2 separate regions of the Mus musculus genome follow, and region 2 is linked to region 1. Evidence: chromatin loops called from intact Hi-C (ENCODE). Cell type or tissue: left cerebral cortex. All regions are shown on one strand. Links, peaks and the distances in the headings refer to the core of each region. The heading gives the core; the rest is flanking DNA. Region 1 overlaps Tnpo1 (transportin 1). Region 2 holds the start of Gm35493 (a long non-coding RNA gene).

Evidence for each region. Hi-C counts contacts between places; a loop is a spot of excess contacts. Peaks named below come from ENCODE experiments on the same cell type or tissue, not always from the same donor. Only the 100,000 strongest peaks of a DNase experiment are listed, where the experiment ranks them.
Region 2: it touches region 1 in a loop (1.9-fold over the local background); 3 of 42 quality-filtered maps call a loop at or near these places.

What each region holds. Positions count from the first base shown.
Region 1 is chr13:98,915,185-98,923,518 of GRCm38, reverse strand. The region is part of intron 1 of Tnpo1 (transportin 1); the gene reads left to right. Among named protein-coding and RNA genes, the nearest start is that of Gm52051, 5.1 kb to the left of the region's middle. In left cerebral cortex, for the core only: a CTCF peak has its summit at 7,850; DNase peaks (open chromatin) are centred at 3,007 and 3,443; H3K27ac peaks cover 813 bases.
Region 2 is chr13:99,069,273-99,077,606 of GRCm38, reverse strand. Gm35493 (a long non-coding RNA gene) reads right to left here and starts at 4,545. Exons shown (of 2, transcript XR_382813.1): 1 at 4,402-4,545; 2 at 3,573-4,283. It overlaps 2310020H05Rik (RIKEN cDNA 2310020H05 gene), which reads left to right. Exons shown (of 6, transcript NR_045495.1): 6 at 807-1,079. In left cerebral cortex, for the core only: a CTCF peak has its summit at 3,822; DNase peaks (open chromatin) are centred at 4,753 and 7,629.

The DNA of each region.
Region 1 (8,334 bases), core at 42-8,041:
TCGTTTTCAGTGTTTTTTATAACTATGAGAAATAAACTTAAAATTGCCAATTTCAGGATGGTACAGTAATTTATCTAAGCCCTTCAGTGTATTTTCTACAAATGTGTATATTTACACAGTTGAGATTTTATTGCATAAGTAATTTTCTGCTTGCATTTTCTTAAGCTAATAAGTGATATTGTTTGTTTTTTTATGAATGTGTAATGTTTGTGTGAATTTCTCTTAAAGAGTTTTTAATTGTTTTTTGTAGTTACATAATCACTACACCGAACATCTTTGTGCATGAGACAATTAGCTGCACTTTAGATGTTTCTTTGAGATGCTGGGTATCATTCACGTTTCTGAATTCATATTGTCTGGTTACTTTTGCTTAAGGCAAGTGTGATGGTTTGTGTATGCTCGGACCAGGGAGTGGCACTAGTAGAAGGTGTGCTCCTGTTGGAGTAGGTATGGCCTATTGGAGTAGGTGTGTCACCGTGGGCTTGAGCTTTGTCCTAGCTTCCTGGAAGTCAGTATCACAGAGGTGAAATCTTCTGGGCAGTGTTTTCTGTGAGCACAAAGCAGCTGTGTTCTGGATATAGCCAAGGTTATACCTCCTGCTGCTGCTGTACTTGAAGGGTCACTCAGGTGGTACTGGTTTGAAGACATGAAGAAGTCATGAAGAACAGCTGAGGCTTGGCATTGTGAGAAGCCATGGAAGGCCATTGGTGAAGGTGCAGCCTCGGTTGCAGTTAATGGCACAGGACTGAAGGATTTGAGACTTGGCACCATGAAGAGAGCCTATGAGAGGCGATTGGTAAAGCCGAGTTGCAGCAGAAGGCCTCAGAATATTGGGGATGTTCTTGGCTGATCACCAAGAACAGCTATGGCAGTGGAGTGGATCAACCTGAGCTTAGGGTGCTACAGAGGGCAGAGCTGGAGAAGTGATGCCAGCCCTTTCGAGGAACCCAGAAGATCATGTGTGGATCTCAGATATTGAAACAAGAATCTGTGAAGTTGAAGTTGACTTGGAGACCCCAAGATACTAAAGATGCCAGAGCCATGAAAGCTGCTAACAGGAGTGGAACCAGCCCAGGAGAAAGCAGTTTCAACACAGATGAAAAAGGAGTTGGAGATCTGAAGACTGCTTTGACATCAGCCTTGGAGATGCAGAGTTTGGAATTGGCTCAGCTGGTTTTCTGCCTTGCTTTGGGGATTACAGTTCAGTGATTGGATGAATCTCAGAAGAGACTTTGAAGTTTGAAATTTTAACATTGTTGAGACCACTACAGACTGGGGACTTTTGAAGTTGGACTAAATGTACTTTTATGCTATGGCTAGATATGGCCCCCATAGACTCATGTGTTTGAATAAGTCTATGGGAGCCAGGGAGTGGAATGTGATGGTTTGTATATGCTTGGCCCAGGGAGTGGCACTATTAGAGGGTGTGTCCCTGTTGGAATAGTTGTGGCCTATTGGAGTAGGTGAGTCACTGTGGGCATGGGCTTAAGACCCTCATCCTAGCTGCCTGGAAGTCAGTATTTTGTTAGCAGCCTTCAGATGAAGATACAGAACTCTGAGCTCCTCCTATACCATGTCTGCCTGGATGCTGCCTCGTTCCTGCCTTGATAATACTGAACTAAACCTCAGAACCTGTAATCCAGCCCCAATTAAATGTTTATCCTTATAAGACTTGTCTTGGTCATGGTGCCTGTTTACAGCAGTAAAACCCTAACTAAGACAGCAGGTTTATTTTTCATGGTGGTGGTTTGAGACAGGGCCCCTCTCTGTAGCCCTGGCTGTACAGGAACACTTTCAGAAGACCAGACTAGCTTCCATCTCACCGAGGTCTGCCTCTGCCTTCTGAGTGCTTGGATTAATGTTGTGGACCGCTCTGCTCTGCTCTTGGTGGTGGTTTGATCTTTATTGCTGTTACTGTCTGTGTGAGTAGTGTTAGAGATTGAGCTCATGACCTCATGCAGGCTACATGTTGAGGATGGACTAAGTTATGCGCGCTGACCTTGAACTCACTCTAGTCCAGGCAACCCTTACACTCTTCATCCTCTTGCTTTAGCTTGTGCTTACAAGCCTCTACCGTTAGGGCTGCTGTTGTTTGTTTGAAGACAGCCTCTGTTGCTCAGGGTTAGCCTCAGATCGTCCCCTTCTGCCGCCATCGTCCCTGTGCAAAGGTAATAGATGTTCACTACTATGCTAGGCTTGCTTGAGGGAATTTGGTAATGTTTATGAAATAAATAGAAGCAGCATAATGCTAATGCACCACTGTTGGGCGACAAAGGAGAAGGAGGGGGACTGAATTAGTGCTCCTTTCCATTGTAGTCAGGAGGTACCTGTAGTCATCTGTCTGCTACATATCATTTCTTATACCGAATTCTCATCATCATAGTTCTGTGTTACACATGGAAATTATTTTTCTCTGATTGATGGGAAAAGGTGGAGATGCATTTTGCACAAGGGCTAGATATGCAAGCCTGACTCTGAATCTAGGTCTGTCTGTCTGTCTAAAAGATACTACTTGTACATTTCTGTGTAGTACATACTCCAAGTAATGAATGGTTAAGTTACAAAATTAAACCAGACAGACCTTAACTTTCCACATTTTAGAAAATGGAAAAAAAAAATCTTTACCAGGAGGAAATCTAATTGTATACATAGAGATATATAATATATATAGAGAGACATCTGGATTCTGAAATGGTTGCAGCAACAATATGTGGGCTCAGCATTCTTAGTAATGCTCTCCAACAAATGGCAAAGAGAAAAACCAAAGAAGTCACAAATTTGATTAAATTTAGTGACTAAGAGAAGTTTAAAGGCCCATTAAGTAATTGAATTGAAAACTATACTCGATGAAGCCCATTCCTGGTGAAATAAATGAAAGTCTTAATGGAAAATAAGCCAAGAAGACTAGAGCTGTTTAACATAAGAAGGATAGAAGATTTCATGCTGAAAACAGAAGGAAAACAGAAGGAAGGCAAACCCCACATACATGCACGTGGGTTGCATTTTACAGCTGACTGAAACAGTGATGAGATAGTACATTGCACTCCTCCTTCACGCCCACCAGAAGTGCTTGTCCCAGAAAGGACACAGGTCCTTCCTATCACTTTTGTCTTTCCTAACAAAAGAAATTATAGGAGAGAAATAATTGAATGTTCCAAACTGTTGTATTTCTGTAAGCAAATGCTTAACAATAATGACAATCACATCATTAAAAAGTGAACATCGAGTTACAGAGTCAACTTTCATTTGTTTCCATTAGGGATTAACATTTTTGAAAACTAACTGAGCTGAGGAGGTGGCTCCATGGGTCAGGTGCTTGCCATGAAAGCGAGCGAGCTTAGGTCCCAGAACACGTGAAGCCCTGGAATCAGCTTCTCCTACAGCGATGCGAGGGAGAGGCAGGCGACTCCCTGGAAGCTCGCAGGCCAGTTACCCAGGCACACTCAGCAGTGAAGCTCTCTCTGGACAGACACACATATACACCAGTATTTAACAAGAGAAGGAAATATTTAGTAAACACGGTTTTCTGAAGTCAGCAAGTTAAAGCAGTAAACTCTTAGAAGTCGGCTCCCTCAGCTGCAGAGAGCACAAGCTCGGGTCGCCTTGGCTGGCTGGTGCAGTAGCTGTGGAGAGAGATGTGAGCAGAGGATGCCACAAGCACTGTCAGAGGCCGACAGGTTTGCTGTAGCCCAGGGAGGCCTAGGAGAGGTCCATGAAGAGTAGAGTGCAGCTGGCGCGTTGGGAGCTGGAAGCCCATTCCTCTGTGTGTGCAGGAGGTAAGCACCTACTGTGTTCTTGGTCCACTGAGCATACGTGGCAGATTATAGATATTTTCTACTCTCTGGTCCATACTAGCCTTGCCATTGTAGTGCAAAGCAGTTTCAGACAGCAACGACACTAACTGGTGTGGTCAGATTTGCCTCAAGTGTTTTAATTCACATTATACTAGAATAAACTATTGAAATTTTGAAATGAAACATGTTCATTACGTGTATAAATCATCAAGAACAAAATGGGTTTTTCAGATTATGAAATACATAAAAAGGAAAACCGCTCAATTACTTACTTTATTCTTGTTCTTATTGCCACAGGCTCTCTGTATAATCCTGGCTGGCCTAGGACTTACTACATAGATCCTGCTGGCCTGGAACTCACAGAGAGATCCTCTTGCTTCTGCCTCCCAAGTGCTGAAATTAAATATACCACATGTGGGTATATGCCACCACACCCAACCTAGGTATTTTAAAGTAAAACCATTTTACCATAGTAGCTTCCATTTCTTAACAAGATGGATGAGTCAGGTGTCAGGATGTCTTTGTCAGTAACTGCAGAGGCTCCTGGTTCCTCGTCAGCCTTCATCTGCATTTCATTTATCAGATTTGTAACATGTCTGTTCATAGTCGAATTTCCCACCCACCTCCCCATCTTAACCCTTCTTAACCTTTATTTTGTGTCCTCTGGGGTTTACTGTCTACCTACCAAAAAGAACTTTCAGCATATTTTTGTGTTTTTCTTTAAGGGTTATTTATTTTATTTTTATGTGTGAGTGTTATGCTTACATGTATGAATATGCATTGTACATATTTGGTGCCTGCGGAAGTCAGAAGACATCCAGTCCACTTGATCTGGAGTTAGGGATTGTTGTGAGTGTGACCCTGTGGGTGTTGAACCTGGGTCCTCAGCAAGTGCTCTTGACCACTGAGCCAGCTCCACCACCCCTTTCAACATATTCTTTCTTCTTTTAAAAATATTTCTTAGATTTATTTATTTTATGTGTATGAGTGCTTGGCCTGTATGCAGATATGTGCACCATATGCCAGCCTGTGCCAGGGAAGGTCAGAAAGGGTTTCGGATCCCTTGGGACTAGAATAACAGAAGGTTGTGAGGTGTCATGTGCACGCCGGGAATGGAACCTGGGTCTTGAGCAAGAACAATGCTATGACAGCTCTCTAGCCCCTGAACACATGCCCTTCTTTCTCCATCGCCATCTCCTATCCATCTACTTTCTCCTGATTATGTAGGCATTCCCTCTGTTTCTCAGGCTGGTCTCAAACTCATAGTCCTACTTCTGCCTCCCCATGTGCCACTGTGCCTGGGCTTCCTTTCTTATCTTGCTGGGAACCTGGCACAGTTGTACCTCAGTTAGTTGGTTGATTTTGCATAATTTTTCATATTTCCTAGAAGTGAGAACAACAACTTGAAGTCTCTTTCCTGCTTTTAGACTATTCTCTCCCCAAAGCCCCAGCCTTAGGTTATGTCATGAATGCCTACATACCTTTTTGTTTCTAGTACCACCTGCTCTTTGTATATTGAAGTCACCAGGAGTGTAATGGGTTGTTTTATACCCTAGCATGCATAATACCTAGTGAGATCAGGCAGTAGTTTGCACTTCTGTAGTTACTCTTGCATGGTGTTCCACCCTGTGACCTCTACTCCTGCCTTTGTGGTTTACGCCCAGTCCCTCACACCAGCTTCTGGATCGTGGAGCACCCCACACCCATCCCTGTCTCCTGGCCACTTGCTGTCTTGTTTTCACTCTGTTTTACATGGCCTTCACTCAGCTTAAATTCCACAGTTAGTCATGGAATTTTGGATCTCCTTCCTTGTTTTCTTTCTTTTTTTTTTTTTTTTTGCTTATTTTTGTTGTTTGGCAGAACCAGGGGCCCAGTTAAGACCAGTTCTGTGCTTTGTTTTGCACTTGCTTCTGTGAGCCTGTATGTGGACAAACTGTACAACTGTAGAACCTCACTTGACCATAAATCTCATGGCCTGCATGATGCCTGGTGTTCCTGGATTTCCTTTCTACTACTAAGTGAAATAACTTTAAAAGATCTAAATAACTTTAAAAGTCCCACAGTCTTTACATATTCTTAAATTTTCAATCTCTTTAAAATATCCATCTCTTTTAAAATCCAAAGTCTTTTTACAATTAAAAGTCTCTTAACCGTGGGCTCCACTAAAACAGTTTCTTCCTTCAAGAGGGAAAATATCAGGGCACAGTTACAATCAAAAGCAAAAGTCAATCTCCAACCGTCCAATGTCTGGGATCCAACTTACGATCTTCTGGGCTCCTCCAAGGGCTTGGGTCACTTTTCCAGCCATGCCCTTTGTAGCACACACATCATCCTTTAGGCTCCAGATGCCTGTACTCCACTGCTGCTGCTGCTCTTGGTGGTCATCTCATGGTACTGGCATCTCCAAAACGCTGCATGACCCCTTCAGTCCTGGGCCATCAACTACAGCTGAGGCTATACCTTCTCCAATGGCCTTCCATGACCTCTCACAGTGCCAAGCCTCAGATGTTCTTCATGACACCTTCATGCCTTCAAAACCAGTACCACCTGGGTGACCCTTACACATTACCAAGTCCAGCCACAGCACAAGGTACAACTTTGGCTATATCTGGAATGCAGCCACTGTGCTCTCAGAAAACACTTCCCAAAAGATGTCACCTCAATGATGCTGGTCTCTTCCTTTTTTTTTTTTTTTTTTCTTTTGTGGTTTTTCAAGACAGGGTTTCTCTGTATAGCCCTGGCTGTCCTGGAACTCACTTTGTAGACCAGGCTGGCCTCGAACTCAGAAATCCGCCTGCCTCTGCCTCCCGCGTGCTGGGATTAAAGGCGTGCGCCATCACGCCTGGTTGCTGGTCTCTTCTTAATCACCGCTAATTTCTTAGCTCCAGCTAACCAGCATCAATAGTCCCAGTAATGCAAAGTTTCATGGCTTCTCTTTTTACAAATTCATGTCTCTTCTCCCATCCTCACTTCAAGCCCATGACTTAGCTTTCTACTTTGCTAAGCAAACTGAAGTGATGTGAAGAAAGTGTCCACACTCCTGCCACCCCCAGGAACTTACAAGCATCTGTGTTAGTATGTGCTGTCTCCTGCCTGTGATCTTAGCGTCCTGTTGTCTGCTTTTGTACTAGATCCATCTTCTCTCATCTGCTTAAAACAAAGTAGACCTGGATGCCAGGCTCTCAGTCTCTCCCTACCTGTCCACCATTTTGGTTACCCGCCCCTTTTGTACGTTTGCCTCTTGGCTGCTGCACCTGGTTCTTCTCAAATGACTCAAGGTTATGAGTGTTCTGGGCTGTCCCAGTGTACTCTCCTTCCTGTCTACAACAAACTTTGTCCTCCACCATGCCTAGGAGCAGTCCTGGCCTTCCCTTGTCATTTTTTCACTCATGAATGCTCTTTTTTGTTGTTGTTGGTTGGTTGGTTTGTTTTGGAGACAGTTTCAATGTGTAGTCCCCTGGCTAGCCTGGAACTCACTGTAGAACAGGCTGACCCTAAACTCACAGAGATCTGCCTGCCTCTGCTCCCAAGTGCAGGGACTAAAAGTATGTACCACTAAATGTCTGGCTTATTTTCATTATGAAACCATTTCTCTAAGCAGACAGACATGCTACTATAGTCATCTCAATGTTTGTGAAGCATTGTTTCTAGGACACCCCACTTCCCCTCACAAGGGTAACAAGATTTACAGATGTACAAATCCCTTTTATAATGTGGCAAAGTATTTGTATAGAACGTATATGCACTCTCATATTCTCATAATTATTTTTAGATGATTTATAATACTGAATGTAAATTCTACGTTAATGGCTGATATCCTTACTGTATTGCTTAGGAAATAAAAAGTCTGAGTCATGTTTACTAGACACAGGTTTTATTTGCCCTCCTTTTCAGTCTGCCCTTGGTTGAATCAACAGCTGGAGAACTGTTGTTCAAGGGGGAATGACTGTACTTCTCTCGCCCTAAGAATCGGCCCACTTCAGCAGAATTGTCAACACTTGCTATTACCAACTTGCTCCTCCAGGATTCTCTTAATCTTTCTGCAGTCAGTCAGGTCTTTGCCTCCACCAGATTAGCCAATGCCTCCTCAGGTACACCTGTGGTGATTTTCCTAGTTCTCAAATTGTATTGGCAGCATCTGTCCCAGCCATTTCCTCCCCTTCATCTTGACAAACTTGCTTCTTTGCTTTCCAGGTTACCACACTCATTATTCATCCCCCCAGTGTGGGCTCCTTGTAACTGCTTTGCCGGTAGTTTTGTCTTTTCACTGACATCTTAATACTGCAAAGCTCTTGGGCTCTGTCCTGCCGGCCACACTTCCTCCATCTCCTCTTTTCAGTCTTATGGTTTGAAATGTCTTCTAAATGTCAGCAATGCCTGAATATGTATCTTTGGCCTCTAATCCAGCCTTATTTATGTAACTGCCTGTTCATTATCTCTACCTTAGTGTCTAATGGCAGCTGTTAAACTCAAGTGTTCAAGCTTAGTCCTAACTGTGCTGCTGCTGTTCCCCACAGCCTGCCTGCCTGCCTGCCTTCTG
Region 2 (8,334 bases), core at 119-8,118, 150 kb before region 1:
TATATTTATTATTAGCTCTGCAATCAGCAAGCTGATTATGTAAAGCAAAGGCAGTTAACTTGGATGGCTCAGGGACCAGCATCAGGTTTCAAAGTGACACGTGGCTCTTGCAGAAGATCACAGACATTGGGAAGATAGCCATCCCTCTTTTGTTTTGTTTTGGGTTATTTCGACTCTATCAATGGATTCTCCTGTTCCAGACACTGCTGTCTTTACCCGAAGGTTAAAAAACTTTTTTTTCAAACAAAAATATTTTAGGTGTTTTTATTTTAATAACACTTCAAGAGGTGGCTGAAGAGATGACTCAGAGCAATTAATGCTCCTGCAGAGGTCTCAGTTTGTTTCCCAGCAACCAAATGTCAACTCAGAACCTTCTGTGCCTTCAACTCCAGGGGGTCTGACACTGTCATCTTGCTTTCTCACACTGGGCGTGGTGCTCATACAAGCATGCAGACAAACACTCATATACATAAAATAAAAATCGTTTAAGACAAAATAAAATGTCTCAGAAGGAGATTTGTTCCAAGAAGAGATGTTCCTTATCCCAACAGCTACATCCATCAAGGGTCCTGGGAGTCAAAGCAACCATGACTTTACTCATGACTGAGTGTTATGGGAGTTTTTTGTTGTTATAGTTGTTGTTGCTTTTTAAACCAAGGTGTGCTGTGAGAATGAGGGCATTGAGGACCCACGATGAAAAGCAGCAGTGGGGAGATCAGGCTTAAGACACGCGGGACAAGGGCGGGCTATGCTGGTGCCCTGCCCAGAGCGGGACTCCTCAGCCATTGGCATCTGCTTCTTTGCAGCCCTGAAGCAAACAGAGAAGAGCAGCCAGCCTCCCGCGGAAGCTCTTCACAGTCTCCCAGGGATTTCCAGTCATGGCCAACATCTTTGTTACAGGACGGAATCCAGCAACCACTCGCAACCTTAGCATAAAGCAGTAGCCAAGTCTTACGGGCTAGTTACGAATATCAGATGTGCGGTGACTATCCACGGGCTTAGAGTGAGTTGGGCATATTTAAGTTATGAAAGATGTGTTTATTTCCCCTGGACCCCAAATAAATGTCAGCGACAGCTCCAAGGTCAAGAGTCCTTCTCTCTGAGGTAGCGCCACCAACCATAGTTTTTCTAGACAACTTGAGTCATTCGCCCTTCAGATATGCTGGGTCTTTGTACTAAAGATGGTTTGTGGGGAGCAGTTTCCTCTTGGCCTCTTTATAACGCTGGAACGAGGTTCAGCCCCTCTGATTTAGGTCTCAAAACTGACTGCTGAAATAGAACATTTTAAACACTCTCAGTTAGGAGACAGTAGGAGCCAGGTCTCAGCCTGCAAAAATAGAGGCCAAAACTGAGACAGAAAATGAGGTGGCAGACAGTTCACGGCACTTCACAAAACAGGTGACATAGGCAAAATGTGCGTCACCTTTTTTACAGAGTTGTTACAATGACTTCATTTGCCACAGGTTATCTGCAGGTTGAGTGAAGAGAGCAATGTTTGCTTACAAATAAAGATAGTGAGACTCAGGCCCATGCTTTCCCATCACCAGTGGAGCCCCAGAAGAAGCACACAGACAATAGGATCTCCCTTGCTCTTTGGTCTCCTCTTCACTGATGTTGCCAGTGAGGGGCAAGAGCTGCAATTACCATGAAACCAAGAACAAAGGACAAGGTCAGGTGATGCTTCCTCTAGCTCAAGTAATAATGTCTGACTGAATAGAAAGGTGCTTTAAAAAAAAAAAAGTTCACAGAGAGTTTACCCACAGGCTTCCAGCCTTTGCTTCACAAACAAAAGCCAGTGCCACCACTAGCTTCAAAAGCCAAGGCCCCTTGAGTGGGAGTTCCATCCAATAGGCCAATAGCAACAAAGTTGAACACCAAGGGGAAGGACTTTAGGTCATTGGGCAAGTCTTTGAAGGAAATTGTGAAACCCCTATGTGGTGGCTTGAATGGTAATGGCCCTCATAGACGAATGTGTTTGAATGCTTGACCACAGGGAGTGGCGCTGTTAGAAAGTGTGGCATTGCTAAAGGAAGTGTGTCGTTGTGGGGTCGGGCTTTGAAGTCTCATGCTCAAGCTACACCCAGAGTGGCCACAGTCTCCTTCTGCTGCCTGTGAATCAAATTGTAGAACTCTTTGATCCTTCTCCAGCACCATGTCTTCCTGAATGACAGACACTATGCTTCCCACCATGATAATAACAGACTAAACCACTGAAACTGTAAGCCAGCCCCAATTAAATGTTTTCTTTTATAAGAGATGCCGTGATCCAAAAGGGTATACTGTGTAACACACCGTGACACAGTGCAGATTCCATGGTGAGTCCCTCCCTCCATCCATCCGTCTGTCTGTCTGTCTTCTTTGGTGGTGTGATGGTTTGTATATGCTCAGCCCATGGAGTAGCACTATTAGAAGGAGTATTAGTTGGAGTAGGTGTGTCACTGTAAGTGTGGGCTTTAAGATGCTCATCCTAGCTGCCCGGAAGTCAGTATTTGGCTAGCAGCCTTCAGATGAAGATGTAGAACTCTCAGCTCCTCCTGCACCATGCCTGCCTGGATGCTCCCATGTTCCCACCTTGATGATAATGGAATGAACCTCTGAACCTGTAAGCCAGCCCCAGTTAAGAGTTGCCTTGGTCATGGTGTCTGGTTACAGCAATACAACCCTAACTGAGACAGGTAGGAAGGTTGCATGGGTAAAGGGTGGATATGGAGGGATGGGACATAATGCAAAATTATGATTGGGGTACATAATGCAAAATTTACAAAGAATCAATAAAAATAGTTGCCATGGTCGTGGTGTCTCTTTGAAGGCAATAGAAACACTATTTAAGACCCACAATCTCTTCTTCTTGCTCTTTGCTTCCTGGCCATGAAATGAACAGTTTTGCTCCACTATGCACCCGCCACAGCCTATAATCTATCTTCACCATGATATGCCCTTTTGTCACAGGCTCAAAGCAATGAGCCAGCTAAATATGGACCAAAGCCTTCAAAACTGTGAGCCAAAATCAAGCATTTTTCATGATAAGTCACATATCTCCAAATATTTCATAAAAGTAACTGAAAGCTAAAACAGCAACAACAACAACAAACCAGTCTGCTGCTATGCAGTCCAAAATTTGATAGAAAACTACATAAAGTCTGAATGGAGAGAGCGAAAACATTAACAATGTTTAGTATTAGTGGTTCACTGAGCTCTCTGAATAAGAGATGAACCATGAAAATGTAAAGACACTGCTATTACTAGTTGCAACACCAACTCTGTCTCCTGTGTGTTCCTGGGAAATAGATGCTTCTTGGGAAACATTTCTACGACCTCACTGGTCTTAAAATTGAATAGAGAACTTGAGGGCACGTTTCTTACAGAAATACACACCATACATTGTTTTTATATGGTTTTGATTTCAGTTGTTTTAGCTTCCAAAGTTGAGCACACACTTGCGAGCAGAGCCAGTGTAGGGGCTGTTCAGTGTTGTACTTGACTGTGGCCTGAAAGCTTTGCTGGGGAATGGAGCCTAATTCACCGCTAACGTGGATCCAGCAGCTTCCTTGCAGTGAACGGGAAAATAGTTCTTTTTTTTTCTTTAAGTTACATACAAAAGCTGTTGCAGTTTTGCCCCACATGGAGACCACCCCTTGAATCCAAATGTTTGATGTGAAATGCATTCTCGTCCCCGTGCCTTTCTCCAAAGCCGTGGAATTCCCCATTCTCTCCAAGTTCAAATTAGCTCTGCCTCATGAGGGTCTCCAGCTCCATTTTCTCCCTCCAAGAGGAAAAGTGAAAAATTCTGAAGGATTGTAAAGTACTTAAGGAAAAAGAGTCTCCTGGCCTCCTAGTGGAAGCAGAAACGCCAAGCCAACTCCAGTGTGCTGATACATGCTATACTCCCCAAATTAGACTTTGTGGGATATTTACTGCATGCAGAGCCACAGATTGCAGCCTAGAAAGAATATACAGAGGTATAACAGCAGAGCCACCCCTGAAAGAATTCAGCTGCTCTGAGAAACGATATGTGGCTAGTCATGCTGTATTGGACCTAAGAGCAATAAGACCTTGCACTAATCTCAGAGGGTCTGCTCACTAAGAACTGGTACCCTAAAGTTATTCTTCCCTTCAACAGAAATAAGAATATGGGAGCTACAAGCCTCTTCTCCATCACTATTTGTTCCTGAGGCAGTAGTTCATTCCCTGCCAGCAGGACTCTCTGGTCTCCTCCAGGGCATCAGACAGAGGGTGGCCATCCTTCAAACATCTCTCACGCTATGTTTTACAAGCTGATATTCCTAAGGGAAGATAAAAAAAATTAATAAGCTTTTCTAAGTGCAAATGGAAATGGGAAGACATGGGGACACAATGGGACACCTGCTGGTAAGTGAGTCTTGCTGGGAGGAGTCTTTTGACCTGGTTAACATCCAATTTCAGTAGCCGGAGAGCGTCCCCGAGCCTCATGTCAGGTTTATCCCTCACACGATCTTCTTAATGAAGAAAAGCAAGCTGGAAACGCCACAGTGCTGTGTGGATCACCATCCCCTGGAGAGCTGTGTAGGAAAGCTATAATGAAGTGAGTACATAATTCAATGTTAATGTATAAAACACATGACGCTTTGTAAAAATAAAATAAAATTCACGTTCTCAAGGGCTTTTGAATTCACTGGGCAATACCTACAGCAAGTTTGATCAAGTTACAGATTTCTATCCCAGAGCTCTGCCAATTCGTCACGACTTGTACCCAACATCCTCCTGGCCATCAGAAGTGATACGGCTGCTGAAGTCTAGTGTCCTAGTTTGCATTCTGTGGCTGTGATGAGTAACAGGACAAAAGCAGCAACTGGGGAAGGAAAGGATTTGTTTAGTGTACACTTTGTTTAGAGGGACACATCACAGTCCCTCACTGAGGGAAGTCAAGACAGGGACCATGAGGTAGGAATTGAAGGAGGGGCTAAGGAGGACCACTGCTTACTGACAGGCTTGCTCCCCATTGTTTGTTCCTGTTTGTTTTCTCTCTCTCTCTCTCTCTCTCTCTCTCTCTCTCTCTCTCTCTCTCTCTCTTTAACCTCCCAGAACCACCCGCGGAGGGGTGGTACCACCAGCAGTGGGCAAGGCCCTCAGACTTCAATCATTAATCAAGAAAACATCTCCCATAGGCTTGCCTATAAGACAACCTGGTGGAGGCAGTGTCTCAGGTGAAGTTTTCTCTTCCCAGATGACTCTAAGCTGAAAGAAAACTTACAGCACATTCAACGTGGCTTTCGCTAGATTTTTCCCCTGCTTGCGAACCTGCACTTAAAAATACAGAGACCCAACACCTTTGTCGGACAGCAGGATCCAGCTGTAACGTCCTTTGCACGACAGCAGTCTTGGCATCTGTGTGTCACCCCCAACACAGATCATGTGGCTGTCTGTGACCATTAGTTCCTGATACACGCTATTCATTATGAGACAGATGGGAGCACTTGGGGAGGAGGCTGAAATACTTTGGTATGTGGTGGGATTTCCTCTTAATTTGCAGCACCACATCCTTTTCTCTGCATTCTGTGGCTGCCAGCTCACTTACCCTTTGCATGACTTTGTCCTGGAAGGCAATTTTGAAAATGATATGTCCACATGGATCAGTATTGGCAAACAGCCACCCTTGGTCCTCCATATTCAGATCTTTCCCCAAAGTCCTTGCCAAGAAACTTGCTGTTAGCAATTAAAGACGATCAGTGGGGATTTTAAAGAGCCTGCTATCTCAGGATTGGGAGAAAGGAAGACATATTGCAGGCCAGGCTCTTGGGTAGCTGCTGCTGGGATGGAGAGTGGAACAACACATTGAGTATGCAGAGGAAAGAGCAGCAGAATTAGCCACAAGAATATGCCAAACTATAATCAGGCCCCAGTCAATGTCCCACTGGGGCTCCAGAACTGACTGGCCTTGCAGAGTCATCCCGGGTGGAGTGAGGGGCCAGGCGCTGGCTGCCGGTAGTATCCAACGGTGACCTCAGTTCAGCAGCTGTCTTCAGTATAAGCTGTGAGACGTTGACAATTAACACCCCCAGCAGTTGTGCAGTGAAGAATGCTGAGTCCTCAGGGCGGTGGGGTGGGGGTGGGGAAGCAATGGTGAGCAGCAGTGACTGCTGGGATCTGATCACATATGCTACCCTTGGTCAAGGCATCCTCCCTCAGTGTAGTCACACATCTAACCATTTAGTTATTTATTTACTTACTTACTTACTTACTAACCTATTTATTTACTTATGTGCTTTAGAGACAGGGTTTCTCTGTATGGCCCTGGCTGTCCTAGAACTCACTCTGTAGACCAGGCTGGCCTCGAACTCAGAAATCCGCCTGCCTCTGCCTCCCAAGTGTTGGGATTAAAGGTGTGCGTTACCACTGCCTGGATAAGTCCAATCTTTTTGCTCTGCTACTTAGCCAAGAAGATGACCAAGTGACTGTTGGATCAGAATATACCCTCCCTCTCTTAACAATGTGAGAATGGTGGGTGAGTTTTTGCATTCAAAACATAACTGGATTTACTAACTGCTGCTGTATCAAGGCCATTCTGAGCCACACTATGGTATAAGGCCAGTGCACACTCGCGCACACAACACCTCTCATAGAAGTCTACCCCAGGAACTTCCACCAGGGCCAAGCCTACCCTTCTGGAGAAATGGCTTACAGTCTAAATGTTGGGAAGTTACCACACTTAACTGATCATAATGGTCAGACTAGTGCTTGAAAAATTCATTATTTCTTTTTTTTTTAAACTATTGAAAAATCACACCTACTGAGAAGTAAAAGCATAGTGGGTCATTTCTCTGGTTTCTAGAACTGGGATGATTCAGTCTGGCTTTCTCCTCTGCAAAATCCGTGGCCCCCAAGTAAATACTTTACTTTCTCTGGGGGCCCCGGGTTTTTCAACCTGTGGCATGTCTGGGGAAGGTGAGTCTTGCACACTGGAATGAGTCCTGTCACAGAAGCTAGAGCTGGAAGTGACACATATGGCACAGCAGTCATGGTCTCCAACGGCTTTATGATCACGTGACATCCTACAGATGCCAAAGGCCTTGCCAGCAATAGCCCAGATGGACAAAGACAGGACGTGGACCAGCACCATCCAGCCATCTTGTTCCTCAGCCAATGAGCCCACACCTTATTCTCATCCTGCCCACTTTCTCACAATGCTACACAGAATTACACATGCTGCTTGGTCCCATAGAGCCTTTGAGAAAGCACATAACGCTGGCCAGTGATTTCAGCCTATGCACTGGAGGCAAAGCACTCTTCAGATCTGAAGGACTACTGTTAAAAATGCGTTACCTAAGTCATTATGCCAGAACTCCACCTTGGGATCCCAGAGAGATGAGAGAAGTAGCTTGTTGTGTGTTGCTAACGCAATGTCTGAGCATGCCCATCCATCCGGGTATGCGGCTGTCACAGAGGAGGCAAAGGAGAGGCAGAGCCTTTAAAAAAGCAAATTACTATGCCATGTATTTTATATTATATTTTCCTGCCCTGCTTCTTTAATCAGTCTAAATTGAGAGCTCTTGTAATTCCCTAGAATCAGCGCATAAGCTCTCAGCATGCTCAAGGGCTGCCGGGCGTGCAGTTTCTCTATCCTTCCGTAGGTATTCATTTCCAAAACTTCATTACCGACCCACACGTGAGTCATTCCCTCCCATGCAATCCACTTAAAACGCCCACCAGGAGAGAAAGCACAGAAAATGCTGAGCCTCCTCATTTGATATGTTATGGACTTTTCAAAATGACAGGGGAGAGGAGGGACCAACAGGGTCCCCCGTATGAAGCCCACAGAAGACGCGGACACATCTGATCCTTACCCATCTCCTGTCTCAGGAGGTGCCCTGAGACTCCGCTGTATGCTTCATGAGGGGGAAGGACAGTTGCTGAGGGAGAGTAGAGATGGGAGAAGTTGCTTCTCAGGAGGCTAGAAATCAGAACTGGAGACTCAAGAAGCATCCCATGGGCCATGTGTAAGCATCTCTGGTAGGTACAGCAGACCTGGGCCCGGAGAGGTCACACAAGTGTGCAAGTGCATTTCCTGTCTAAGCCTGACGTCCTAGTTAGTTTTGTTGTCAGCTTGACACATCTGAAAACTCCGATGAAAAAAATTGCCTCCATCACATTGGCCTGTAGGTGTGTCTATTAGTGTTTTCTTAATTGCTAGTTGATGTAGGATGGCCCAGGCCCCTGCTGCAGATGGGCATGAGCTATATAAGAGAGGTAACTGAGCAAGCCAGGGGGAGGGAGCAAGGCAATAACCAGCCTTCTTCCATGGTTACTGCTTCCAGTGTCTGCCTTGGCTTCCCCTGGACCACAACCTGTAAGATAAAA